5 separate regions of the Homo sapiens genome follow, and regions 1, 2, 3 and 4 are each linked to region 5. The links are chromatin contacts, found by Hi-C in ENCODE. All regions are on one chromosome and are shown on one strand. The core of a region is the stretch at or near the end of the contact, and the rest is flanking DNA. Distances in the headings are between cores, read along the strand shown. Region 1 overlaps CPEB3 (cytoplasmic polyadenylation element binding protein 3). Region 2 has its middle 22 kb from the start of IFIT3. Region 3 holds the start of PANK1 (pantothenate kinase 1). Region 4 holds the start of KIF11 (kinesin family member 11). Region 5 overlaps LOC124902479 (a long non-coding RNA gene).

Region 1 (5,529 bases), core at 195-2,694, 1.1 Mb before region 5:
AGGCACTGTGCTGGGCAGTTGGGATCCACACAAATATATGGTTTCAGCCTTAGAGGATCTTAGAGTCCAATAGAGGGAAATAGACATATGACCAGTAAATGACCTAAGGAGCCACAGATGCTCTGAAAACCTGAAAGTTAAAATAGCTGGATAGAAGTATTAGAGGGAGTAGTTGTGACGGGGAGAGCGCTCAAAGGGCAGAGTACGCAGATGTTTCTGAGGCAGTCAGAAAAGCCTTTAGAGAGGTGTTGACTTGAGTCTTCTGAGCATAATATTTAATTGATAATGGCTTTATTAAATCAAATATAGTGCAAAGATATACATAACCATTTTCATGGGGCAGTTTATGCATGCTGTATTTCTGCACTGAGTGCCCTTATGAAACAGTATACCGAATTGTTCGAATTGTTCATCAGTAACTGAAGTTCCCAAAGGAGTTGTAAAGCCTGTAGCTTCCTTGCATCAGATAATAGGCTCTGCAGCCTGGTGATGGGGGCAGGAGTTTCCTTTTTGTACCTGGACTGTTTCCTAAACCTGAGGGTGGACTTGGAGCATCCAAGGAGGATGTGAAAGAATTTCCTAGGGTTACTTTTGGCTCCCTGTCTAGGAAGAATCCTGGCTATTTTGATGAAGATTTTCTATTTCTACTTGGAGACTACTTGTATCTAGGGAATGGGAGGAATAGTCTGAATGTGAGAGTTACAGCTTTTTGCCTTGAGGCCTGACGGAGGTCTGACTGAAGCCCCCAGAGCTACCCAGGATATAGTCTTACTAAGGCTAAAGACTCCTTTCTCTCCACTACCCCCAGAAGATGCAGGGAAGGCATCTCTTCCTCTTCAGCACTTGAGAATAATAGATAGCATCTAAACTCCTGAAACTGGCTGACCTATTTGTTAGGGAGCTATGTGGTCAAAATTACGTTGAAATGAGATGCCAATATCAGTGTGCTGTAAAGAGTCTAAACCACAATTATTGTTGTGGCTCTTAGTTTTGGTGATTAATAATAAACCAACTCCTTATGCCATGGAAGAGATAAAGATGCCTCACAAACCACAAACTAGTTTGTTTGTTTATTTATTGAGACAGAGTCTCTCTCTGTCACCCAGGCTGGAATGCAGTGGCATAATCTCGGCTCACTGCAACCTCTGCCTTCCAGGTTCAAGCGATTCTCCTGCCTCAGCATCCTAAGTAGCTGGGATTTCAGGCACATACCACCACGCCCAGCTAATTTTTGTATTTTTAGTAGAGATGGGGGTTTCACCAAGTTGGCCAGGCTGGTCTCGAACTCCTGACCTCAAGTGATCTGCCTGCCTTGGCCTCCCAAAGTGCTGGGATTACAGGTGTGAGCCATCACACCCGGCCACAAACTAGTTTATTTCTGATATTGCTGGGGCAATCCAGTCATTTTGTGAAGTCTGTGATGCTTAAAATAGAATTGCTGACAGCTGGGGTGGGTCTGAGTTCATCACCACTACAACTGAGCTGTTGCAGCTGTATGTCAGCAGACCTAGGTTTAGCTGACTCATCCTGGCTATTAGGATGAGCTGGGGTGCTGCTTCTTGTTGGGGAGAGCAGTCCTGATGGTTCTGCAGTATTGTTTTTCCAATTTATGTAGACTAAAAGGATTGTAGGATTGGGGAGAGAAAAATGGAGACTTTTTTCCTAAAGAGCTTGAGTTTGAACGGTACTGAAAAGAGGAAAAGGAAAAAAGAAATCAGAGTATGGGGGAAGTAGCTGAGCTCTGAACCAGGTCCTTTTTGGGAAAAAGAACATACGGCTTTGAGGGGGTCTTTGGTCAGATGGTTTCCCGAGCTGGCCACCTGATTGCACTGTTGACACCGAATGGTTTGCCATTTGGAACTGCCTTGAGATGAACAGATGAAAATGAAATCCTATGCAGTAGGATGTTCATGTGATGGGTGTTGTAACCTAAAGAAGGGACCATACAGAGTGAGATGTTAAAAATGAGCTTGACGATATGTATAGGTAGATGAATATCTAAATACTAAATTGTAACTGAGAGAACTCTAGCTGTAGGGATATGTGGTTATGTTGAGAAATTTGAAGTCTTGAGGTTTGTGTTAAAAACTGTTCTTGGCCGGGCACGGTGGCTCACGCCTGTAATCCCAGCACTTTGGGAAGCCGAGGCGGGTGGATCACGAGGTTAGGAGATCGAGACCATCCTGGCTAACAGGGAGAAACCCCTTCTCTACTAAAAATACAAAAAATTAGCTGGGCGTGGTGGCGGGCACCTGTAGTCCCAGCTACTTGGGAGGCTGAGGCAGGAGAATGGTGTGAACCCGGGAGGCGAAGCTTGCAGTGAGCCGAGATCGTGCCACTGCACTCTAGCCTGGGCTACAGAGCGAGACTCTGTCTCAAAACAAAACAAAAAAACAAAAACCATTCTTATTGGCTGGGCGTGGTGGCTCATGCCTGTAATCCCAGCACTTTGTGAGGCTGAGGTGGGCGGATCACCTGAGGTCAGGAGTTCGAGACCAGCCTGACCAACATGGAGAAACCCAGTCTCTACTAAAAATACAAAAAAATTAGTGGGGCGTGGTGGCGCATGCCGGTAATCTCAGCTACTTGAGAGACTGAGGCACGAGAATCACTTGAACCTGGGAGGCAGAGGTTGCAGTGAGCAGAGATCGTGCCATTGCACTCCAGCCTGGGCAACAAGAGTGAAACTCTGTCTCAAAAAACAAACAAACAAAAAAAAACCTATGTTTTCTCCTTGCTGCTGGGGGGAAACAAATATGTTTTCTCCCTGTGGCAAGGGGGGAAAACAAAAACAAAAAATTGTGTTTTCTCTTATCCTGTAATTAAATTAGATACAACAAAAATGTTTTCCTGAGACAAGGGCTGGTTCTGTCGCCCAGGCTGGAGTGCAGTGGCTTAATCATAGCTCGCTGCAACCTCAAACTCCTGGGCCTAAACGATCTTCCCACCTTAGCCACCACATCTAGCTAATTTTGAAAAGGTTTTCATAGAGACAGGGTCTCACTATGCTGCCCAGGCTGGTCTCGAACTCTTGGCCTCAAGTAGTCCTTCAGCCTTGGCCTTCCAAAATGCTGAGATTATATAGGCATGAGCCACCATGCCTGGCCAGAAATGCTTCTTTTTTTTTTGAGACGGAGTTTCACTGCCCAGGCTGGAGTGCAATGGCGTGATCTCAGTTCCCTGCAACCTCTGCCTCCCAGATTCAGGCAATTCTCCTGCCTCAGCCTCCCGAGAAGCTGGGATTTTAGGCACCTGCCACCACATCCAGCTAATTTTTTGTATTTTTTTTTTTTTTAGTAGAAATGGGGTTTCACCATGTTGGCTAGACTGGTCTGGAACTCCTGACCTCAGGTGATCCACCTGCCTTGGCCTCCCAAAGTGCTGAGATTACAGGCATGAGCCACCACGCCTGGCCAAAAATGCATTTTATATTTAATTTTAACTAAGAGGTTCTGGTCAATTGTCAATGAAATTTTCATTTTAGGAAATGATGTTATCATATAGCATTCTGTTTAAAGAAATAATGCATAGTAGAGGTCAGGCACGGTGGCTCATGCCTATAATCCTAGCACTTTGGGAGGCTGAGGTGGGCAGATTGCTTGGGCCCCTAAGTTCAAGATCAGCCTGGGCAACATGGCAAAACCCTGTCTCTACAAAAAATACAAAAATTAACTGGGCATGGTGGCGCATGCCTGTACTCCATGTACTACTGTACTCTAGCCTGGGTGACAGACTGAGACCCTGTCTCAAAAAAAAAAAAAAAGACGAAAAGACCCATATTGCATGTCTTGTTTTTCCTAGCCCTTGACCTAATCGTATCCCTATTAATGACCTTTAGTTTTAAGTAGGATGAAACTTTAGTTTTTATATGGAGCTATAATTATTTTGCTCTTTATTGATAAAAATTTCAAACTGGGCTAGGCATGGTGGCTCACGCCTGTAATCCCAGCACTTTGGGAGGCTGAGGCGGGCAGATCACTTGAGGTTAGGAGTCTGAGACCAGCCTGGCCAACATGGTGAAACCCTGTCTCTACTAAAAATACAAAAATTAACTGGGCATTGGGGCAGGCGCCTGTAATCCCAGCTACTCGGGAGACCAAGGCAGGAGAATTGCTTGAACCCGGGAGATGGAGGTTGCAGTGAGCTGAGATTGCACCACTGCACTCCAGCCTGCTTGACAGAGCCAGACTCCATCTCAAAAAAAAAAAAAAAAAAAGAAAAAAAGAAAAATAGTTAAACTGGTTTGGTAACATATCTTTTATACAGTTTAGCCAGAAAACTTTCAGTTCTTTGAACAGCTATCTAATGTTTCAGTTTAGTATACTCTTAATCATTTAAAGTTAAACTCTATAGAAGCGAACTTTTCAGAGCAATAGCAAGAAATAAGTGAGGAAAAGGCCTGGGATGGAGTGAAGTTTCTGAAAACTTCACACTGAGGTGGTTGAATCACCTGATTTTGAGACCATCCCGACCAACATGGAGAAACCCCGTCTCTACTAAAAATACAAAATTAGCCAGGCGTGGTGGTGCATGCCTTGTAATCCCAGCTACTTGGGAGGCTGAGGCAGGAGAATCTCTTGAACCTGGGAGGCAGAGGTTGTGGTGAGCCAAGATCGTGCCTTTGCACTCCAGCCTGGGCAACAAGAGCGAAACTCCGTCTCAAAAAAAGAGTAAGGTATAGTAGGGCAGAATTATTGGAAGTGTAGGTATTAATAGGTGTCATGCAAAAAATGGGGTCTATGGAAATAATTTTAGAAATGCTGTGAGTTAAACAACATTGAACAGATTTTTTTTTTTTTTTTTTTTTTTTTTTTTTTTTTTTTTTTAGGCAGAGTGTCACTCTTGTTGCCCAGGATGGAGTGCAATGGCGCGATCTTGGCTCACCGTAGCATCCACTTCCTGGGTTCAAGCGATTCTCCTGCCTCAGCCTCCCAAGTAGCTGGGATTACAGGCATGCACCACCATGCCTGACTGATTCTGTATTTTTAGTAGATACGGGGTTTCACCATATTGGTCAGGCTGGTCTCAAACTCCTGACCTCAGGTGATCCACCCACCTCGGCCTCCCAAAGTGCTGGGATTACAGGTGTGAGCCACTGTGCCTGGCTGAACAGATTTCTATAGAATTTCTTAGAGCCTTTAATTAAGTACGCTAATGGGTGCCATGAAACTCCAAGAAGGAGAAGATAATCTATAGTTTTTCCCCAACACTGCTTATCTGGCAGACCAACCCTAGGGACCCATGTTCCACAGAACACACTTTGGGAAACCTTGAAAAGGAATATTAGTGATTTCACTACTAACTGTTGATATTATTAATGTTAAGTTCTTTTAGATTTCTTGAAGGCTGATGTTAAAGTCACTATATGGTATAAATTATTATATTTATACCACTCAGCACTGTGTTTGGTTTTTGTCTTTATTCCTAAAAAGATTTTGCCTTTGGAGATAAGCAGTTATATGAAACAGAAGATAAGAATTTAGAAGATATGTAATTCAGCCAAAAGTAGTCCTCAGGAGAGCTTCCATA
Region 2 (5,873 bases), core at 3,195-5,694, 1.7 Mb after region 5:
ACAAAAATTGTTGCTGAATGAGGTGTCCAAATACACATATTCGATAAGCTATAGGAGGAGTCATGAATATTCATGAAAGGGAAAATATGCACATGTGCAATTGAGCCTCGTGCCTTTCCATGAATCATATGTACAAAAAATGGTGGTGTTAGCGTGATCCATGGGTGGAGTTTTTGGCCTTCTTGTGTCAAAAGGTGAGGTAGAGGACATGAAAACCCGCACTGCCCTTCCTCTGTGATTGGGCCAAAACTGGACTGGAGATAGAGGTCAATTTTTAGAAAGGGTTGCCTTGTGAAACTGGCGAGCTGTCACATTGAAACTGCAAAGAGGGAGGGGGAGTCGAGCAGTGGCTTCAGATGATTGGCTAAAGGCAATAAAGGAATGTGTCCTCTATTTCTTGTTTTCCAGAGCTGGTTTCTGCTTACTCCTTAGGAAAGAATTCTGGTTAAAGATTAATAAGGAAGGGGTGTGTCTGACTTTACATTCCATCGTGGCCGGGCACTCAGTTTTTAAGGTTTCCCTGGGGTCCCCGTGGCCAAGAGGGGGTATATTATGTTCAGTTGCTTGTGGGGCTTAGGATTTTATTTTTATTTCTCAGACGTTGTCTCCAGATGGAGACACACTGAGTTTGAAAAATCAATTTTTAGTTGCTAGAGAGCCCTTGTGATGTCAGATGTCTGAATCTTTAAGGCTGATGATGTTCCAGGGTGATGCGCGTATTTTTTGAGTGGGTCAATTAAGACTCTAAGCCTGACAAAATAAAAAGGGCCTGGGAAAGCATTTCTTGTCCCTTGGACTTGGACCATGGCTCTCTGACTCTAAAGTATCTTGGTTTTGTTGCTGCAGGAAGAAAAGAAGCTGTCTCCTTTGAAATCCAGAATTCACATATTCTAATTGCCTGTTCTGACTCTAAACTGAAACCTGTGGCTGCCTGTTGTTAGGTGGTTTCAGCCTTAGTTTGTGTTGTGCTGAACTGAAAGCAGACATAGGCTCTGTGGACAGAACTCAGATTCTGGGATCCTTGCAAATCACTGCTCTGTGGAGCCCTAATTTATAAAATCGTCATGGATACTTTTTGGGCTTTTCTGGACTATTTGGATTTTTCTCTGATTAGGCCATCTGAAATCCAGTTGCTGATTACATATTTATGATTGTAGGAGAGGAAAAAAACCATTCTGTGCATTAAAGATTTTTATTGAGACAGGGTTTCTGCTCTGTTGCCCAGGCTGGAGTGCAGTGGCATGATTACAGCTGACTGTAGCCTCAACCTCCTGGGCTCAAGCCGTCTTCCTACCTCAGCCTCCTGAGTAGCTGGGACTACAGGCATGTGCCACCACACCTCGCTAATTTTTGTATTTTTTATAGAGACATGGTTTTGTCATGCTGCCCAGGCTGATCTCAAACTCCTGGGCTCAAGTGATCCGCCCACTTCAGCCTCCCAAAGTTCTGGGATTACAGGCGTGAGCCACTGCGCCTGGCTCAGCAAACATTATTTCCTCTTCCCGTCTTAGGTTCATAGGCTGGGGCCCTACTGAAACAGAAATTAAAAGAAATGAAAGAGTGTGTAAGCAAAAACTCAGTTGTATGTAAGAAAACCCAACTCCCCCTGAGAAAGAGAAAGAACTGGAGTCCTTTAAAAAATTAACTGCCTGTTTTTCTGTGGCTAGTAAGCCTTATCTCTCCTCCCTTCCCAGGCATTGTGAAGACTCTGTTTCCCTAGCTATGCAACTGCAAGTTCACTAGACAGATAAACTCAAGTCGCAAAACATGCTTTTCCTTAAAAAGTAAGAAATGATGTAATGCATGTCTCAATTGAATAACTGCCTTTGTTTCTCTCTTCTGTAGTATCCTTCCCCCTGCACAGATCTCCCCCCAACCCCCTGCAAGAAATGCTTAAAAGGTAACTTCAGGCCAGGCACGGTGGCTCACACCTATAATCCCAGCAATTTGGGAGGCTGAGGTGGGCGGATCACGAGGTCTGGAGTTCGAGACCATCCTGGGCAACATGGTGAAACCCCTTCTCTACTAAAAATACAAAAAATGAGCTGGACCTGGTGGCATGCGCCTGTAGTCTCAGCTACTCGGGAGGCTGAGGCAGGAGAATCGCTTGAACCTGGGAGGCGGAGCTTGCAGTGAGCCGAGATTGCGCCATTGCCCTCCAGCCTGGCCACAGAGCAAGACTCCGTCTTAAAAAAAAAGGTAACTTCACTCTTTGTTCAGGGCTCAGTCCTTTAGATGTTAATCTGACTGGGCCGGTGCACCTAAATAATTAATAAATATCATATCCTCCTGAACCCCATCAGTCTCTTCACACCAGAGAACTCAGTGATGAGCAAGTGAAAGAAGTGGCTAGAACTTCAGACTTATTGAGCATCTTAACAAAATAACAATACATTTGTAGAGAAGTGGCCAGACAAAAAAGAAGGAACTTTGAACTTTGAGGGGTGTCAAATTGTGCAAAGACAAATATTTGGGGAAACTAATGGTAGATGAGGGCTAGTTACTAAGATTTGTTTGTGTAGACTTTGTCCAGTGATAAGGTTGTTATCCCGTTTCTTGAATGGAAGTAGGGGTTGGGGATACCATCACAAGAGACGTTTATATTCTGCTTTCAGGCAGACAGAAGTAGGGCAGACAACTCATCCTGCGTCTGCTTTTTTTCAATTCCCTTTAACTCAAAATAATTCTTATGTCAAAATGGCATGTTTTGGGGTGGCATAGTCTGAGCCCCTTCATGATACAGAGGCTAATTGCATTACTGATTTATAATCCCTGTTGAAAGCTGTAAGTTGGAGGAGGACACATCACAGGGAGTGTAACCCCTCCAACCACTCCTGACAGACTGGACTCTCCCCATCTTGAGACTATCTCATTGCTGTTGACTTGCTCTTTTCAACTTTCCCAATTAGTTTCAATCTGTGAAAATGATCTGACAGCCTGAATCTACATCCCTCACTTTTGTCCTAACACACACACACACCTTAGTAAGGTAGGGGGAGGACACATTTTCCCTATATCTTTTGAGGGCTTGATAATTGAATCTATGAAATAAACTGAAAACTGGCAGATTAACAGAACAAAAGGTATACAAACTTATTACGTGCATGGGGCATCATATGAAAGGAAAGTTAACGCCCCAAACCCAGTGAGATCAAGAAGCTTATATACCCTCTTTTTAAAGGAGAGGGGAGGGGAGATGTAGGCAACTTACTTAGGGGGAGTAAATTGTTTTGATGAAAAATGAATGGGCCCTCAGAAGAATATGTGACAGCCTGTGACGAAGTCTGTCTGGACACGGGGTCAACCTCCAGTGTTCTCTCCAGTGAACCAAGTTTAATCTTCCTGGTTGATAAGATTCCCTGGGAAGGGATTCATGACATCTGAGTTCCTTTTGGAGGGTCTATCTTTATGCAGATAAAGGGAGCTCAGAGAAAATCCTGTCTTGCATTTGCTATTTCTCAAGTGCCTTCATTTTGAAGTCCAAAGTGATATATTTTGGAGTGGCATTTCCTGACCTTAGAAGTTTGATTATTAAATGCAATTGACCCCAGAAAAGGATTACTAATTTCTAGGCTCAGTGTATAATTTGGATGAAAGAGGTGGGAGTTTATGTTAGCCAATTTTGAAAGTTTTTGAAAATTCAGGATTTCATTCTGGACATAAGATGGAGCAGGGACTCCTTCTTAGTGGCCTGCCAGGACCCCCACGCAGGCATGGAAATAAAGGAAAATCTCAAGTTCCTTCAAGGGAAATTCCAGGCACTACCGGGCCCTGAGAAGTAAGTTTGCAAGCTGATAAGCAAGAAGGTAATAATAGCTTACAACAACAGCCAAGGAAGTTAGAGTCAGGTGATGTTTGGTTCTCTATAGAAACCAAAAATAGGGTCTTAAGCGTGAGCTGCGGGATTCTCCTTGCATGGCAACCCGCAAACAAATGCCCTCCTTTCTCTTGTTGCAAAACCCCACTGTGGGTGTTTGGCTTTACTGGGCTGGGCAAGTGGACCCCAGTTTTGTTCAGTAGCAGACAATGTGAGCATGATACCTCTTTATGCTTAAATTGCATGAAAATGTTTTTTTGGTGAAAGTCCTTTTGTCCTTTTTGTATACACTTTTTCCAGTTGAAAGATCTGCGTGAGAATGGGATATAACTGAACAAAAATATATGATTGCTGAATAGGACTCTCTGACTTTGTCGCAATGGAAAAAAATAGAAACTCAGCCCCCAGGGAGGCATAAAGGAGAGGAAGTCATTAACAATCTTTTTGTTTTTCAGAACTGTTCCTGGAAGATTTCCCTTCTGTCTGACGGAAATCTTCCCACGCTGTCTTTCCAAACTCCTACTTAATGCTTTGAATTCAGATTGCTGAGCCTCTGAGCACAACAGACAGCACTGGGGTTGGAGGTGGGGATCCACTCTGGAACTTTCCATCCAGAAAACCTCAGATGTCTTCCTCACTCCTGTGTTTGGAACTGATAGCTTGAAGGCAGTTCCTCTGAAAGCAAGGACTTCAGTGTATTTTTTGGACTGGGATGGAAACCTTACGGTGGTAGGCCTCACCATGGAAGGCCACATGGTGGGGGTTGTAAACCTGTACTGCCTAAGGCATGTCCCGCTTGGGCTGCCATGCATGTCCTCTGGGATTGTGCTTTGTGTCTGTGTGTACCTGACTGTCATGACACTGTCTCAGCCCAGGAAGGTGATCAGGTCCACTTTACTTTCCTGGCCTCAGCTGTGATGTGCCACCAGGTTAAAAGTTTAATATAGACATGTACGGAGGAAGCTCTCTGGACTTCTAAGATAGACCTTTATAATTAATCAGATTTGTTTAAGCTGGCTAAATTCAGGATCCTTAAAAGAGGATAAATACTGAATGTATTGGAAAAAACTGAGATCAATACTGACAGAGATCCTAGAAATAATAATTTTACTATAAAGTTGCCTTGCTAAGGACTAAGGGGATGGACCATGCAGAGTTAGCATGGCAAGTTTGAAACTGTTATCTTTAGAAAGACTTGCTTGCAAGGTTGGCCCTTGGCTAACATCAGGGAACTTGGATTTTTAAGTTTTCTAGCTATTCTATAAATGATATGGGTGGCTTACTATGCTAAGACTGTTTATGCAAATGATGGAGTTTATGCTAACACTTGCTTTCCTTCTCGAAGTCTGGAATTTTGGTACATGCTAGGCAGAGGGTGCATACATGATCAGTCCCCAGTAAAACCCTTGGGCACACAGTCTAACTGGCTTCACATGTGTTGTCACAATTTGATGCTGGAGGAATTAAGCACAACCTGATGACTCTACCGGCCCTCTTGGAAACCTATACCTGATTTTCTTTGGACTTGGCCCCATGCACTTTTTGTCTGTGCTAATTTTGCTCTGTATACTTTTGTTATAATAAGGCTTAGCTGTGAGTATGACCATATGTTGAATCCTGCTCATCTTTCCAGTGAATCATCAAATCTAGGGGTAGTCTTGGAGACCCTGATGTCAATTTCCTAGAATTCTCTTTAGAAAAAAACAATGCAGCAGGCTATTAGAATATAACAGCTCCCTCTGGGAGACCAAAGGAGAGAAAAGACAGGCTAAGCCTGACTGAGTGTGGCTCTTTCTCCAACCTACGCAATTTCCTATGAGGATTTCCCTTTGTAAGATTTTCTTTCCACACAATAGCTGTCCCCAGATTCCTCAGCCATCATGCGCATGGCTGGGGATGTTGCATCATTCTTGGGCATACCTAGGACACCTGTCCATCCCCTGGTGGATCTTGGTTCAGGATTTTGTTGCTGGTATGTTCCACATAAATCAGAAGAAAAGAAGGTGCAGGGTCATCAAAAACTCTTCTGTTTATTGCGTCAGACTGGAGTCAATGT
Region 3 (5,667 bases), core at 583-3,082, 1.4 Mb after region 5:
CATTTCTCTCAAGTCTCACAAAAAAGTTCCAATAGCTTGAAGTTTGAATTAATTTTACGCATGTGTTATGCATTTCATCAGTCTAACAACTCAGTGATGTCCTATTATTCTCAAGTTACAAATGAGGGAACAGATGCATGGTATAGTTACAAAATGATAAGGAGTCATAAACAGAGTACAAGGAGTAGGAAGAGGGTATGGCAGGGAGACCTAATGTAGCCCTAAGGGTCAGGGAACATTTCTCTAAATATGAGAAGTTAAAGAGGAGATCTAAAGTTGGAGTCTAGTAGACAAAAGAGGTCTTAGAGAAGAGACTTCTCTAAGGCAATGGAAACAGCAGAATGTTGTTTAAGGAATTGAAGGCAGCACAGGGAGCCCCTGATGAGGCAGGAGAGGTAGGGAGGGGCCAGATCACCTGGGTTTTTTTCTCTGTCTTTAAATAGCATAAGGTTAGGGAAGCTAAGAGAGTTGAGATTTGGAGTTTAGTCCCACCTTTGCTCTTAATAACCTCAGCCATCTGTCTGCAGCTCAGTTTCCTGATACGAAAAAAGTATGCAAGAGTGGATAGACCAGAGTGCTCCAGTGGCCCCCATGGTTCTCAAGCTCTGATTCTAGGTAAGGCTCTGCTGGAAGGAATTGCCAGATGCAAGCCCTAGATGCTGCTGAATGCACTGAAGCCCAGGGGCCCAGCAACCCAGTAGCCAGCCAGCACCTGCCAGACTCTGACTCCTCTGTAGATTAATTGCAAATCACGGAGAATATCACAAAATAAATCACACAATAAATACGGCTGTAAGCATGGTTTGTTCCCCTGTCGAAACAAAGGGTGAACTGCTAATCATAATAGCGTAATAAGGAAAACTAGCTTTCTGAGCATTTACTGTGTGCCAGGATTGTACCAGGTACTTTTAGTAGATTTTCTCACAACAGCCCCATTATGGATAGGAAAGTGAGGCCTCAAGAGATTGCATAACTTTGGGAAGGTATTCACCACCCAAATTAGTCCTGCATAGTGAGCATGGACAGTCCCGTTTCCTATTGCTAGAAGTGTTACCTTGAGCATTAACGTTATCTGGGTTTGCTCAGTGGCTGAGTTGGAATTTGAACCCAGTGCTAACTCCAAAGCTCGTAGTGCTGGTCACCACGTGATGCCGCCTTCCCTTCTTAGAAGAGGCAACTCCTTACTCTATAAATAACATGACATTGTCTTTTGAAGTCCTTTCTGGGTGAGGAAAGTGCTTTTTATAGCATGGAATTGCTCCTGTTTACTTGATCTCTTTCAGCACCGATTAATCCTGCCTACAGTTTTGTCCTTCACTGTCCTTACACTGTATTCCTAGGTTTCCTCCCTGCAAAAGACAACTCCATGAGACCACATGGTGTTTGAGTGTGTGTGCGTGCCAGCAAAGAAATTTCACTCCCCTCCCTCCCCAAGTCTGCCAACTTTTCTATAAATAATTGTTCTCCCTCCCCTCAGGCCTCTAAGTAGTTTGGTCACTTAACCAAACGCACAGGCACACACGCGCGCGCGCGTAAGCACACACTCACAAAGCGGGGAGGGTAACGTGAATGACCTTGCAAAGGTATCTTGCTCACTGGGGACAGGATTAGCAAACCTGACACCTCTGCAAATAATTGTCTTCCTCCCGTATTCCTCCTGAAACGGTTCGCTCCTTTCGCTGTCTCTCCCAGACCCATCTGGTTTTCACATCGCCATACAAAGCCCAACCCGCCCATCTCCTCTCTGCAAGCCCAGAGAACTTGATTCCCCATGTTGAAACTCGTCGGTGGCGGTGGCGGGCAGGACTGGGCATGCTCAGTGGCGGGGACCAGTCTGGGAGGCGAGGAAGCCGCGTTTGAAGTCGCGCGGCCTGGGGATCAGGGGAAGGCGGGCGGCGGGAGCCCCGGCTGGGGGTGCGCGGGGATCCCCGATTCCGCGCCCGGGGCTGGCGTGCTCCAGGCCGGCGCCGTGGGGCCGGCGCGCGGGGGGCAGGGCGCAGAGGAGGTGGGGGAGTCGGCAGGAGGAGGGGAGGAGCGCCGGGTTCGCCATCCCCAGGCGCCGGCTCTGCGGCTGCTGAATCGGAAGCCGCAGGGAGGATCCGGGGAAATAAAGACGCCGGAGAATGACCTCCAGCGAGGCCGCCTGAGCCGGGGCCCGCGCACAGCCCCGCCAGCCCCCGGCATGGGCGACCGCAGCGGGCAGCAGGAGCGCTCGGTCCCGCACTCTCCAGGGGCCCCCGTGGGCACCAGCGCCGCCGCTGTGAACGGGCTGCTGCACAACGGCTTCCATCCGCCGCCAGTCCAGCCGCCGCACGTCTGCAGCCGGGGTCCAGTGGGCGGCAGCGACGCGGCGCCCCAGCGCCTCCCGCTCCTGCCGGAGCTGCAGCCGCAGCCACTGCTCCCTCAGCATGACTCCCCGGCCAAGAAATGCCGGCTGCGGAGGAGGATGGACTCGGGGAGAAAGAACAGGCCGCGTAAGTCCCGCTGGGAGGGGAGCGCGGGCGCAAGGCAGACGCAGCGTGCGGGGCCCGGGACTGGGAGCGGCTGAGGCAGGCGCCGCAGCACGCCCCGTGCGCCCCCGCGTCTGCGGTCGAGGGACTGCACAGAGTAGGTTCCCGGGACTGATTCTTTTCCTAGGGGACATCAAGCACTACAGGTCTTTGCCTGAGCCTGCCCTTTGCTCGCTTCTATCAGTAGAACGAGGATTGGACACGAAGCTTGAGCGGGTCCCTAGGTCAAGGATATATAATAAGCGAACGCTCTGTCCGCCCTTCTAATTGGTGGCTGGGAAAACGCAGGTGTGTGAACATTTGCTGGGGTCCAGGAGTGAGGATAAAGTGGGCGGCACACCGAGGGTGCTCTCTCCTTTCTCACCCCTCTCGCTTCTCTGAGCGCGTCCTACTGGGGTTGCCTGCCCTTTGAATCACAGAGTAGCCAGCAGCGTCTCGGGTCTATTGGAGAGCGCAAGTCTGGAGGCGTGGAGTTTAACTACCCCCCAAAATCACAGCCTATTAGAAGCTGTTTCTTCACGGCCAATGAGAGGGTTTTTTGGGAGGGACACACCCACTGATACCATGTGGGCCGGAACTATGTGGACCAATGAGGATTGGAGGTGGATTTTTTTTTTCAACGAAGGGGGAGGTTGAGTTGAGGGTTTGTAATTGTAATGTACACCGGAGAAAGCCGAAGTGCATTATTTCACAATCTAAAGCTTGTATATATAATGGTAGTTTGTAAAGTGTACCTTCCCCACAGGACGCTGTGGGATGTAAATTTGTAGGTCGAGTTTACAGCTGGTTTTTCTTGACTGAAGCTCATTCAACTGGTTACTTCTTTGTGGGTGTCTTTAATGAAGCTTATAAATGGCAAAAAGCAAAGTAAGTACAGTAAATGCTAATAAATGACTGCATTTGCATAGAGGTTATGCTGTTCGATATAGGGAAATTGTTAAGTAGGTTTTGGATTTCTGTGAAAGTTTAATGTTTGGCAAATAACACCTTCACTTTTCCCTGTTTCTATGTCTTTTTGACTCTTAGCTTTTCTGTATTGGATTAAGGTTTCTAAGACCTTGGAAAGCCCTTTGACATGACTGTGGGTGACTCTGGTACTTGTATTTTGTGGGTTTGAAATGTTAAATTTGTAGGTTAAGATTTTGTGTGGAACTTTAAAGCCAAACAGCAGATTTGGCTACAGTTGTAAGGTGTAAGGTTGTAATCTAGCACCTGAATTTTTATTTGCTTTTGTTTTTGATACTTGTTAGAAAATGACTTTCATTAGTATTAATATTTTAAAAGTCAGGACTTAATATTGATTACCTGTGATTTATAAACCTGTTTCACTTATTTTGAAGCTATACTTCAGTTATTTCTCTTATCTACATTGACAGATTGTACTAGAGTTTGCAATGAAAATAGCTAAAATATAATGAAAGGGAGCTTCTAGCTTAATCTTCTATGTTTAATTGAGGATATAACACCTCTTGAAATAACTTCTGAGGAATTGAAAATACACCCTCTAGGAATATCTTGAAGACAGAGAAAAACTAACCTGAGCCTTAACTTGTGCTTGCAAACCCACAGAAATTATTTTAAAATACAAGAAAATGTAACTATCTGCCTGTGTGCTTTGTATCAGAAATTAAAGTGGTTTATGTTTCTTACAGAATAAAAATCCTAGTTGTTTTAAGTTTCATGACCACGATTGTTACTTATAATTTTTAAAAAACGGTTCGTCAAAATTGGATTTACATTATTTACCATGTTTTCTTCTCTCAGATTTGAACAATCATGTCTGAAATAAATTTTACATGTTCCTAGGAGTCACATCTGGCCTTTTCACTACCAAAATTTCTTAGTTAAAAATGGCTTAACTTAATATCTTTGTGCCTTGCCTATTGACATTCACATATCTTTATAAAAAGAATATTGTCCAATCAGTTGATATTTAGTTACTCTAAGAGGAATTAGGTACTCTAAGAGGAATATTTAGGTACTCTGTGAGTATTTACATACTCTAAGCTTATTCCTATTTGCTGATGACTGACAGATTTTACAGGAACGATTTTTGCAAAGAGTAGTTGTGTGCTTTAAACGCAAACTTTAGTGTGTGCTGGTGGCGAAGCATCAAGCTAGACACATAATTATTTCCTCCTGGTCAGTTACAACAGTTTGGCCTCTGTCCCAACAAGATGTGTGTTAAGATAGCCAGTGTTAACACTTGTAAATGCACCTGGAATGCATGTGTGGATAGGTGTGTTTCTATTTTGTAGTATTGTAGGTAAAGGACAATACACATTAAAATACTTCATGTTTGAAAATGATGGATGGAATAAAACAGATCAGTATTTTTAGATTATTTAACAAATTTTAATCTGACCTCTCAGTGCCGAGACTATTCACCATCCTACAATCTAAAAGTCAGACCAGTGGCAGGTTAATTTTGCTAAACCAGGAAAGGAGAATGTTGTCCACTCTTTTCATCTAAAGTGCCATCACCTCACTCTACTTATTCTTGGAAGGCTTTTCTTAGACTATCTACTTACTATCAGGTTTCCTTAGGTACTTTACCCACCTCTGCTACTTAGCAGCAGTGTGATCTTAACCAAGTTACCAAGTCACATCTTGAACTGCTGGAGCTAGGCTAGGTGATCTCCAAGTGCTGTTTCCTGTACCTTCAGAATTCTATGACACTTCAGAGCTGACAGTTCTTCCTACTAGATGATACTAGTTATCTGCTGTGCCACTGATTTAACATTTAATTGTGAATGGACTTTTTTGCCTTGTGCTGATTTTTTTTTATTTTATTTATTTATTTATTTATTTATTTATTTATTTATTTATTTTGAGACGGATTCTCGCTCTGTCGCCGAGGCTGGAGTGCAGTGGCACGATCTTGGCTCACTGCAAGCTCCGCCTCCTGGCTTCACGCCATTCTCCTGCCTCAGCCTCCCAAGTAGCTGGGACTACAGGCGCCCACCACCACGCCCAGCTAATTTTTTGTATGTGAGTATCATCTGAAGGGCTCAAGGGCATGTGCTACCTTATGTGTGGCAACAGGCAGGAATAATGAGTAGATGCATGCAGTCAGCCTTCTGGTCGGAGGTTCTGACTTCTCAAATCATCCAGATAGCAGAAAATGAGTGAGAGTTCATTATGCAGGTAGCATACT
Region 4 (5,560 bases), core at 134-2,633, 1.6 Mb before region 5:
ATTTGCACTTGTTATATGCACTGCATTTTTAAATAAAAATCTTCAAACAACTAACTACTAACAGAAGCCCCAGAGTACAACAACTAGTAAGTGTCACTGGCTAGACTTAAGATTGCCACCCAATTTCCTCTCTGACACCTTGTTTAGAAACCTAGTCATCACCTTCGATATCCACAATTCAAGTTACCAGGGCTGAGTAAACAATAGCCTAAGAAAGTTTGTTGATACAAGTTTTTCTAAAAAATAACCTTTTAATTTTAGAATACTTTGGGGTTTACAGAAAAGTTGCAACAGCAACTGTTAACAGCCACAAAAACGGACACACAAAACACACATACTCAGTAAACTGTGGAGAGCCTCTAAAAAGTTGAATAAATCAATTCTAACTAAGCAGCAGTTTCTAGCTTATTTTAAAATTGGGAAGTTATTTGGAAACCAGTCAGGGGAGGGCCGAACACCCCTCCACATCCCTTTATCTCGAAATATCCGTTTAGTTTGGTCTATGAACAAACACGCAGATGAAAGGGAAAACTGCAGCACAATCAGAAATTTACACTAGCTTAACTTGTCTTGATCTTTTAAAAAACATAAACTCACTTTATTAATTTTTAATGTTTAAAGACAGAGATGTTTACTTGTTTAGTAGGGATGCAGAAAATATTGCATCTAGAATAAAGAGAACAGTGATTGATTGCTTTTTAGAGGTAATAATACCAACGTAAGTGCTTAACCATCTGCAAAATAGGTATTCAGTCTTACTTCCAAACTGACAAACTACATGAAGTAGCATATAAAAGTGACACCTACATCTTTATTGACTATAGTTTAAACATAAGAACGCACTTTTCAGTATGGAACAGTGATCAAATCAAACATGTTATTTTCTCCTAAAAACCACATACACACAGCAACCGGGTGTCATTTTTATTGAACAGAACGCGGAGAACCAAGAAACTGGGACCCTCAGGAAATGCAAATAAAATCCCTCTCCCTGGACCGCGCAGTAGGGGGCCCAGCAGCGAAGCCGCAGCGCTCGGAATCCTGTCAGCCCTCTCCCTACCTGCATCTCACCACCACCTGGATGTTCTTCCCCTTCTCCTCTTTCTTCTTCGCAGACGAATTTGGCTGCGACGCCATGACGGTCCCCGCCAAAAAATCAAGGCCCGGCCGCGGACCTGGGCGCTGTGAGGGGCGGAGGGGCTTGGCGGCCGACAGGGGCCGGAGTCTCCCTGGTCCCTCTCGGGCGCTGGCGTGGCCTGGAGGACCGACGCACGCAGGTCGGCGTCCCCGCTCTCTACCCGGTACTCTGGCCGTGGCGTTTGTCCCGCGCCAGTCGGAGCCGCCAAATCACTAATCTCGTCTCCGCCCGAATCCCCAGAAACTAAGCAACGACTCGGCGCCTCAATTTGAAAAAGAGACAGAGTAGCCGGACCAATGGCTGCGCTGGCGCGCAAGGCACCATGGGATGCAGTATCCTCACTGGAGCCCCGCCCCCGGAGCGTGGCCTACGGGAACGTAAAGAGGTGGTCTGTCTGCTTGCTCCGGAACTTGGTAGTCCAGAGCCGAGACGCTAGAATTGAGTGTGGAACTTTTAGCGTAGCGTGGCTCAACTTACATAACGTCCCTAGCCCAAAATTCCCTCAGCTGCAGAGAGGAAATAATAGTAACCATCTCAGAGGGTTAGGGTGAGAATTAATGAGCTTGTGGAAGTAAATAGATTGGAATATATGGTAAGCACTCGCCATGATTATAATTATTAGAGAATTGTAAGAGAGGGCAGTAGAAGCACAGAAGAGAGGTCCAAAGCGAGCCGCCATCCCGGAGGCAGAGACCAGAATAGTCTTTGTGTGTGTGTGTGTGTGTGTGTGTGTGTGAGAGACGGAGTCTTGCTCTTGTCACCCAGGCTGGAGTGCAGTGGCGCGATCTCGGCTCATTGCAACCTCCGCCTCGCAGGTTCAAGCGATTCTGCTGCTTCAGCCCCCGAGTAGCTGGGATTACAGGTGCGTGCCACCACGCCCGGCTAATATTTGTATTTTCAGTAGAGATGTGGTTTCACCATGTTGGCCAGGCTGGTCTCGAACTCCTGACCTCAGATGATCCACCCGCCTCGGCCTCCCAAAGTGCTGGGATTACAGGCGTGAGCCACCGCGCCCGGTCCAGAATAGGCTTGAAGAATAATTAATGTTGGGGCCCGGTGGCTCAGGCCTGTAATCCCAACACTTTAACGGGCCGAGGTAGGACGATAACTTAAGTTCCAGGAGTTTGAGACCAGTCTGGGCGACATAGGGAGACCCCCCTCCCCGCGCCTCCCAACGGGTCTCAACAAAAAATAGAGGGGAAAAAATAGCCTGGTGTGGTGATGCGTGCCTTTTGGTCCCATCTACTCGGGATGCTGAGGAAGAAGGATCGCTGAACACGGGAGATAGAGGCTGCAGTGAGCCGGGATTATGTCGCTGGATTACTCCAGCATAGGCGACAGAGCAATGCCCTTTCTCAAAAAGAAAATAATAATAATAATAATTAGGAAGTGTTAAGCGATAAGGCTACTACAGGTTCCAAATCGTGATGAAATGGACACTGGACGCCATTTGGAGGACTCTGAATTTATCCTTTAGTCATCATCTCTAAGTGACTCCAGGCAAGAAAGCAGGGTCCGCCTCGATTTTAGAACGACTGCACTGACCGAGTGACGCAGGCCGCGGGTGCGCTGCGCTCCCCGTTTCTGCGCGGCGCAGCGGGCGGTGGCATCTCAAGGAAGCTGCGCAAACATCCGCCGCCCCGGCCTACGGATCCCAGCATGCAGCGCTCGCTGGGGCCTGCGCGCCGTCGGTCACCTCCGGCCTGCTGCGGGAGAACTTTTCGGCGTCTTGGCAGTGCCTGGCGTGACTCGACCGCTGTAGGTGTGGTACGCCGCACCAGGAAATACTGAAACAGGAGCCTATTGTTATGAATAACTTTTAAAATCTTAAGGAAATTGAACACTTGAACAAAGGATTTTTAGCAAAGCAATTTTATTTTTGCGCAGAGGGGTGCCTTTTTGGCCAGTCGCCTTGAGAGCACACCTGAACAAAGGGGCAGGAGTCTATTTTTGACGCAAGTCCTGCCCCTGTATCTTTTTCCCATTGGCTGGGGTCGGGTCGTATAATCTAAACTAATCCCGGTTGGCTAAACATTTGATTTTTTTTAGCTAAGGTGGGTACTTAAAAGAAAGCGGACAGGAAAGGGGAAGGGGTGTCTGTAATGAGCTAAAAAGTTAGTCCCTTCAAATAAGGAAAGGAATGTGAGCTGGTATTGATAAGGCCTAGTATTGTGGCGTGCCTGGGCATTTAACAAAAGCAAAAAAGGAGAAAAAGAGAAAAAAGGGAGGGTACTATGAATTAAAGAATAAAAGATTGATCGGGTTATTTGAAGAGAAACATCATATCCCACACTATGTTGTAGTCGGTTCCTGGAACTGCGCTTCTGGCCCACACAACCCATGGGAACCTAAATGTCGTGTTAGTCTATTAAGTAACAACCCGGTGTAGTGGAAAGCTCTGATGTCCTTTTTGTGTTCCTCCACTTGCTAATCCCCTACATGCGCCCCCCCGCACAACCCGCCCCAAGGAAATAACTGCATCTACAGCTCCTTCTGCTGGTCATCTCTATTTTGAGTAGCCAGCTGTCTATTGATATCTCCTCTTAGGTGGCTCGCTGGCATTTCAAAATGGGACCTATCTCCACCCTAATCTTTTCTCATCTGGATACTGGTGCTAACCAGAACCTTTGATTCCTCCACGTGTAGTGGAGTCCTGTTGATTTTATCTCCCCTCCGATGATCACCCTAGTACAAGGCTCTTATCTCTTCCCTGAACAAATGTCATCTACCTCCTTAACAAGTTTCTCTTCTGCCCTTTTCTCCTACCCCCAACTCCTCCACTACATTTACTCAGCAAGGGAAGTGTCTTTTAAGAAATAAGAAAATAAGATTATGCTCTTCATCTGCTTTTTAATCTTACATTACCTTCTCATTTGTATTTGGAATTAAATCCAAACTCATTACCATGCTCTGTAGGGTCCTCATGATCTGGCCCTTGTCCATACCACCAACTAAAGGCACTTTCCAAAAATCTCATTACCATGCTTCAGAGCTCCTAGCTTTTTCCTGTGGCCAGGCCCTTGTACCTGACGTACCCTCTGCCCTGAACTCTGTTTGGCTCTTTGCATGGCTTACCCATCTCATTCTTCAGCTCTCAGTTGAACTTTTTCTTTTAAAAACACCTCTTCTGACCACCCTATCTAAAGCACATTCTTCATAATTTTCTTTTTTTTTTTTTGAGACGGAGTCTTGTCCTGGTCCCCCATGCTGAAGTGCAGTGGCGGGATCTCGGCTCACCGCAACCTCCGCCTCCTGGGTTCAAGCAATTCTTGTGCCTCAGCCTCCTGAATAGGTGGGATTACAAGTGCCCCACCACGCCCGGCTAATTTTTTTTTATATTTTTAATAGAGACTCGGTTTCACCATGTTGGCCAGGCTAGTCTCGAACTCCTGGCCTCAAGTAATCTGCCCTCCTTGGCCTCCCAAAGTGCTGGAATTACAGATGTGAGCCACTGCACCTGGCCTTCCTCTTATAACCTTCTATCTCAGAACCCTGTCTATTTTCTTCATAACACTACAGGCAATATATTGTGTGTATTGACAATATATTATATTGTCAATATATTGTGTGTCTCCCTGGATAGAATGTAAGTTTCATTAGGGACCCTGTCTTTTTGTTCAGTATTATTTTCCCAGTGTCTTGAACAAGCCTTACACCAAAGTAAGGCTTTACTCAATAAATATATATTGAGTACCTGAAGGAAATTACTTCACCTCTATCAGCCTTGGTTTCCTTATCTGTAAAATGGAGATAATAATAATTACTATTATTGTGAGGATTAAAATAACATATAAAGTACCTGGGATACATATAAAGTACACTGGCTGGGCACGGTGGCTCATGCCTTTAATCCCAGCACTTTGGGAGGCCGAGATGGGCAGATCATAAGGTCAGGAATTCAAGACCAGTTTGGCCAATAAATATGGTAAAACCCCGTCTCTACTAAAAATACAAAAAAAATTAGCCAGGTGTGGTGGAGGGCGCCTATAGTCCCAGCTATTCAGGAGGCTGAAGCAGGAGAATCGCTTCAACCCAGGAGGTAGAGGTTGCAGTGAGCCGAGATGGCACCACTGGACTCCAGCCTGGGTGACAGAGCTAGACTCTGTCTCAAAAAAAAAAAAAATCCCCTTTTCTTTCTTTTTTTTTTTTTGAGTCAGGGTCTTGCTCTATCACCAAGGCTGGAGTACAATACACCATCACGGCTCACTGAAGCCTGGACCTCCTGGGCTCAAGGGATCCTCCCATCTCAGCCTCCTGAGTAGCTGGGACTATAGGCACAAGCCACCAGACCTGGCTAATTTTTTTTTCCTTTGGTAGATATGGGGGTCTCCCTATGCTGCCCAGGCTGGTCTTGAACTCCTGGTCTCAAGTAATCCTCCCACCTCAGCCTCCTAAACTGCTGGAATTATAGGCATAAGCTAC
Region 5 (5,564 bases), core at 841-3,340:
AAAACTCAAGAAAGTTAAAAGTAAGTGAGACCTCTAGCCTTACGGAATGGCATGGTCAATGTCAGAAGAGAATTGGAATGAAGGTGGGGGTCCTTACCTATAATTCCCTCTGACATTGACTTACTGTTCTGTGCTTTCATGTGTCCATGTCTACAAAGCCTAGTGTGGAGAGTGAAAAGGCAGAAAAATGGAGCACTGCCCACCTGTATCCTTATTTGATACAGAGGAGAAGTTGCACATCTTTGCGTGTCTGCACCCAGTGGATTCTGAGTGACCAACCAGTACCTTTGGAAAATAGATCCCTGGCAGATGTGGTAGAAGGAGTATTCCCGGAGGGTAAACTCTGGCTAAAAGTGTAAAACCAAACCCTTTTCTTACCCCATAGTTTGGACAAAATGCCCTCTGAAAGACAATAGGGGAGGCTGGACATTGGGGTAACAACTGATTGCCTTGCTGTTGCCTTGCCTCTCTAAGGAGAGGACACTTGGCACTCCAGGCCTTTGCAGATGCACATCTGAAAGTACAGAACACATGATCCCAGAGATCTGGGGCTTGCATAGCCACCTCCTCCTCAGTGGTCATTGACTATCCAGTTGGTCAGCACTCCTCACTGAGCTCTCAATATACCCAGAGCAGGAGGGCATCTAGACTCTGTGAAGATACAAAAGATAAAAAACAAGAAGACTTAGCTTCTTGGAGGAACCTGTGCACAGGGCCTAGTGGTTTGTGGGTGTTTTGTTTTTAATCAGTGACTTTTCCAGTGACAGTTTCCTTGATATATTTCAGAATCTGCTCATTTTGTACTGTTCTTCCCATCCCCCACAAGGAAGGAACAGATTCTTTACCCCCAAGTAGGGTTGCCAGATAAAATCCTGGACATACCATTAAATTTGAATTTTGAATAAATATCAAATAATTTTTTCATATAAGCGCGTCCCAAATATTGCAGAAAAATCAAATTACAGAGTGTCCTGTATTTTCATTTGTTAAACCCTACTCCCAAGGGATGCCTGTTTCTATTCTTGTGAGTGGTTCATTTTGGTTCTTTCTCTTAGGTTGAGATTAACTGGTGATCACTGGTTTTATTACATATGAAAACTTTCGGCACGGTCTTTACCGAAATGGAGGAAAAAAAGTGATTCTTTCTTAAGTTCTTTGGTTAGACTATTCAATAGGCACATTTTTTGTTCTTATCTAATATGGCAGTCTAGTAAGAAAATTGAGGAAAAATGCAGGATTACTAGCTCCCCATGAACCCCTTTCCTCCCTCTGCCCAAGTCTTAACTATACAGCATCACGATGTAAATGGAGGTAGACAAGGAGAGCACAGATGACACCAAAGCAATGCAATCTGAAACTATCAAAAGTTCCACTTCTCACACCACAAACTCCTTTGTTGGTTAGTTGTGAGTGGGTATTTATAGAACTAGCACTGTACTTTCATTTTGAGACAGCAGCTTGCTTTTAGCCTGAGCAATAATTAGATAAATTATTCCCTTCACTTCAGATTATTAGTGACTAAAACTCTGCCTAGAGATTTTTGAAACTTTGATCAGCATAAACTGGAAAAACAGTCACTTAAATGCTGCAAGTGATTTTCCATCTTGTAGGAGGTAGAGATATCAATAATCCTGCCAGGGTAGAGTCTCTCTTTATCAGACCCACCAGCCAGGTATCTTTTCACAAATGTAAAGCAAGTACCTACCCATTGCTTCTTGCTGGAAAAACAAAAAGAGGAAAGTATCAAGTTACCATCAAATGGGATGTTGTTCAGACTAGAAGCTCATTGTTCTGTTTGGAAATACAAACTGTGTGTTTGCTAGAGTCAGAGCTGCTTCTCTGCATACTTTTTTGGTCCTGGGGCTTGCTTTTTTGGGTCCAAGCTGAAGAATTGGATATAGAAAAGAGAAGAAAAGCATGAGATCCAAATCTCATGCTAAAGGAACTGGATGGAGTTTGGCACAGCTTAGCTCAGACTGGACCACTGCTGTCACATGCACGTTGTTATTTGAGACTGAATTACACAGAATGCACTGATGTTGGACTCTGATATGCAGTGATGTAATTGTCATGTTGAGGCCTACAGGGCAAGGCCACCCCCTAGTGGTAGGGGTTGGGATTGCTTCTTATGGAAGAAAAAATTACCACTGAATCATTCCAAGAAAAACCAATTATATCATGATTAGGTTAAACCTTAAATAGCAGTGGCTGAAATACACAAGGGTGTGCTTCTCTTTCTAAAAGGACATCTAGAAGTAGGCATTCGGAGCTATTCAGGTAGATCCTTGTTTCCCAAGGACTCAGGATTCCTTCTTCCTGCTTCATTAGCCTCAATGAATGGCTTGTTCTCAGGGTCACAGGATGGCTGCTGGAGCTCCAGCCATCATATCCACATTGAAGCCTAGAAGGAAGAAAGATGAAAGAGGAAAAATTAATAGCATGTGTGAGTGTATGTGTATTGGAGTGAGACCTCCTCACTGATTCTCCCTTTAAATAGCTTTTCTGACATTCCCCCAAACACTTCCACAGCTGGCTGAGGAATTGAGAAATGAAGCCTGTTATCTGGGCACTTTACCCTCCTAAGTAAATCAGGGTGCTTTTTACTAAGAAAGCGGGGGAATGAATGCCAGGCAGCAGTAGTAGTTTCTACCTCTCTGGGAAGCCAGCCTGAAACTAGAGGGACAGAGAAGTCTTTTCTCTCTCAAAGCCATTTGACAGCTGGGCCCAAACTTTCTGGTGGCAGACATGTGCTGGACTCTCATGTGGAGCTGGACCTGCTACTGAGAATGGCTCTGGTAGGTGTGTTTCAGGTAGCTGCTTTGCCAAAAGTTGAAATTACCTTTGAGGCTGAGCTTTCCTTCCATTATCCATAAGCCTTTGAAGAAGTTTTGTTAATTGTCTGGTGGTGATATGGTTCGGCTGTGTCCCCATGCAAATCTCTATCTTGAATTATAGCTCCCATAATCCCCACATGTTGTGAGAGGAACTAGGTGGGAGGTAATTGAATCATGGGGGTGAGTTTTCTCGTGCTGTTCTCATGATAGTGAATAAGTCTCATAAGATCTGATGGTTTTACAAAGGGGAGTTCCCCTGCACATGCTCTCTTGCCTGCTGCCATGTCAGACGTGACTTTGCTCCTCATTCAACTTCTGCCATGATTGTGAGGCCTCCCCAGCCATGTGGGACTGTGAGTCCATTAAACCTCCTTTTCTTTATAAATTACCCAGTCTTGGGTATTTTATTAGCAGTGTGAGAACAGACTAATACAATAAATTGGTGCTGCAGAAAGTGGGGAGCTGCTGTAAAGATACCCAAAAATGTGGAAGCAACTTTGGAACTGGGTAATGGGCAGAGGTTGGAACAGTTGGGGCTCAGAAGAAGGTAGAAAAATGTGGGAATGTTTGGAATTTCCTAGAGACTTGGAGGGCTCAGAAGATAGGAAGATGTGGGAAAGTTTGGAACTTCCTAGGGACTTGTTGAATGGCTTTGACCAAAATGCTGACAGTGATAGGGACAATAAAGTCTGGGCTGAGGTGGTCTCAGATGGAGATGAGGAGCTTGTTGGGAACTGGAGTAAAGGTCGTTCTTGCTATGCAAAGAGACTGGTGGCATTTTGCCCCTGCCCTAGAGATCTGTGGAACTTTGAACTTCAGAGAGATAACGTGGGGTATCTGGTGGAAGAAATTTCTAAGCAACAAAGCATTCAAGAGGTGGCAGGGCATAAAAGTTCGAAAATTTTGCAGCCTGATGATGCAGTAGAAAAGAAAAAACCATTTTCTAGGGAGAAATTCAAGCTAGCTACAGAAATTTGCAGAAGTAACAAGGAGCCAAATGCTATTCGCTAAGACAGGGGAAAATGTATCCAGGGCATGTCAGAGAACTTCATGGCAGCCCCTCCCATCACAGGCCTGGAGGCCTAATCAGAAAAAATGGTTTTGTGGGCTGGGCCCAGGGCCCTTCTGCTGTGTGCAGTCAAGGGTCTTGGTGCTCTGTGTCCTAGCTGCTCCAGCCATGGCTGAAAGAGGCCAAGGTACAGCTCGGGCCATGGCTTCAAAGGGTGCAAGCCCCAAGCCTTGGCAGCTTTCATGTGGAGCTTGTCCTGTGGGTGTGCAAATGACAAGAGTTGAGGTTTGGGAACCTCTGCCTAGATTTCAGAGGATGTATAGAAACACCTGGATGTCCAGGCAGAGGTGTGCTACAGGGGCAGAGCCCTGATGGAGAACCTCTGCTAGGGCAGTGCAGAAGGGAAATGTGGGGTTGGAGCCCCCACCCAGAGTCCCCACTGGGGCACTGCCTAGTGGAGCTATGAGAAGAGGACCACTGTCCTCCAGACCCTAGAATGGCGGATCCACTGACAGCTTACACTGTGAGCCTGGAAAAGCTATAGACACTCAATGCTAGCTCATAAAAGCAGCCAGGAGCGGGGCTGTACCCTGCAAAGCCACAGGAACAGAGCTGCCCAAGATCATGGGAGCCCACCTCTTTCATCAGCGTGACCTGGATGTGAGACATGAAGTCAAAGGAGATAATTTCCGAGATTTAAGATTTGGCTGCCCCACTGGATTTTGGACTTGCATGGGGCCTATAGCCCCTTTGTTTTTGTCAATTTCTCCCATTTGGAATGGGGGTATTTACCCAATGCCTGTACCCCATTGTATCTAGGAAGTAACTAACTTGCTTTTGATTTTACAGGCTCGTAGGCAGAAGGGATTTGCCTTTTCTTAGATGAGACTTTGGACTGTGGACTTTTGAGTTAATGGTGACATGAGTTAAGACTTTGGAAGACTATTGGGAAGGCATGGTTGGTTTTGAAATGTGAGCACATGAGATTTTGGAGGAGCCAGGGGTGGAATGATATGGTTTGGCTGTCTCCCCACCAAAATCTCATCTTGAATTGTAGCTCCTATAATCCCCACATGTTGTAGGAGGAACCTGGTGGGAAGTAATTGAATCATGGGGGCGGATTTTCCTGTGCTGTTCTCATGGTAGTGAATAAGTCTTATGAGATCTGATGGTTTTATAAAGGGCAATTCCCCTGCACACACACTTTTGACTGCCATCATATAAGATGTGCCTTTGCTCCTCCATCACCTTCTGCCATGATTGTGAGGCCTCCCCAGCCATGTGAAACTGTGAGTCCATTAAATCTCTTTTTCTTTATACATTACCCAGTCTTGGGTATGTCTTTATTAGCAATGTGAGAACAGACTAATACAGTGGAGCTCTGGAAAGTTGATGTAGGGGGTAGGTAAGCATGTCTGGAACTCAGTGTAGGAGGGCTATGTCTCCTTCCCCAAAGCTAGAAGGGTGGCATCTGTTGCCTAACAGAGATTGGCCAGGGAGAGTTGCTGGAGGTTATCAGAGCTCCCTGGGGTGTTTGGCTGAGGCAGTGGCTTGGCAGCTTGAGGAGGGGCCCTGAGCAAAAACACGTGAGCAGGTCAGACATGTTTCCAAACACACTTAGGATGAGCAACCTGGTTTGCTTTGGACTGAGAGGTTCTTGGACCCCAGAACATTCAGTGGTAAAACCAGGAAAGTCCTGGACAAGCTGGGATGAGTTGGTC

The links. A loop is a pair of places that touch in the nucleus more often than their neighbours do. Pooled maps may share reads with other maps.
Region 1: a pooled map shows a loop between it and region 5 (6-fold over the local background). The contact joins two enhancer-like sites. A Hi-C loop is called at or near these places in 2 of 37 single-sample maps with no recorded cell type and 4 of 50 pooled maps.
Region 2: a pooled map shows a loop between it and region 5 (4-fold over the local background). The contact joins two enhancer-like sites. A Hi-C loop is called at or near these places in 5 of 37 single-sample maps with no recorded cell type and 4 of 50 pooled maps.
Region 3: a pooled map shows a loop between it and region 5 (2.9-fold over the local background). The contact joins the promoter of PANK1 here to the enhancer-like site in region 5. A Hi-C loop is called at or near these places in 2 of 37 single-sample maps with no recorded cell type and 3 of 50 pooled maps.
Region 4: a map with no recorded cell type shows a loop between it and region 5 (5-fold over the local background). The contact joins the promoter of KIF11 here to the enhancer-like site in region 5. A Hi-C loop is called at or near these places in 3 of 37 single-sample maps with no recorded cell type and 2 of 50 pooled maps.

What each region holds. Positions count from the first base shown.
Region 1 is chr10:92,097,458-92,102,986 of GRCh38, reverse strand. All of the region lies in intron 7 of CPEB3 (cytoplasmic polyadenylation element binding protein 3), which reads left to right. Among named protein-coding and RNA genes, the nearest start is that of BTAF1, 180 kb to the right of the region's middle. RefSeq lists an enhancer at 1,287-1,586. Within about 2 kb of position 1,444, at least 9 of the 41 ENCODE cell types and tissues checked have a DNase peak (open chromatin) inside an H3K27ac peak, as active enhancers do.
Region 2 is chr10:89,346,641-89,352,513 of GRCh38, reverse strand. It overlaps a transcript of LIPA not described here. Among named protein-coding and RNA genes, the nearest start is that of IFIT3, 22 kb to the right of the region's middle. RefSeq lists an enhancer at 782-881. Within about 2 kb of position 4,444, at least 3 of the 41 ENCODE cell types and tissues checked have a DNase peak (open chromatin) inside an H3K27ac peak, as active enhancers do.
Region 3 is chr10:89,641,407-89,647,073 of GRCh38, reverse strand. PANK1 (pantothenate kinase 1) reads left to right here and starts at 1,832. Exons shown (of 7, transcript NM_148977.3): 1 at 1,832-2,474. The coding sequence starts at 2,183. PANK1-AS1 (PANK1 antisense RNA 1) reads right to left here and starts at 2,960. Exons shown (of 5, transcript NR_184344.1): 1 at 2,875-2,960. RefSeq lists silencers at 1,829-2,308, 3,009-3,058.
Region 4 is chr10:92,588,953-92,594,512 of GRCh38, reverse strand. KIF11 (kinesin family member 11) reads right to left here and starts at 1,383. Exons shown (of 22, transcript NM_004523.4): 1 at 1,061-1,383. The coding sequence starts at 1,137. RefSeq lists silencers at 979-1,048, 1,129-1,178 and enhancers at 646-1,397, 1,499-1,548, 1,579-1,768, 2,579-2,668.
Region 5 is chr10:91,002,982-91,008,545 of GRCh38, reverse strand. All of the region lies in intron 1 of LOC124902479 (a long non-coding RNA gene), which reads left to right. Among named protein-coding and RNA genes, the nearest start is that of LINC00502, 40 kb to the left of the region's middle. Within about 2 kb of position 2,090, at least 8 of the 41 ENCODE cell types and tissues checked have a DNase peak (open chromatin) inside an H3K27ac peak, as active enhancers do.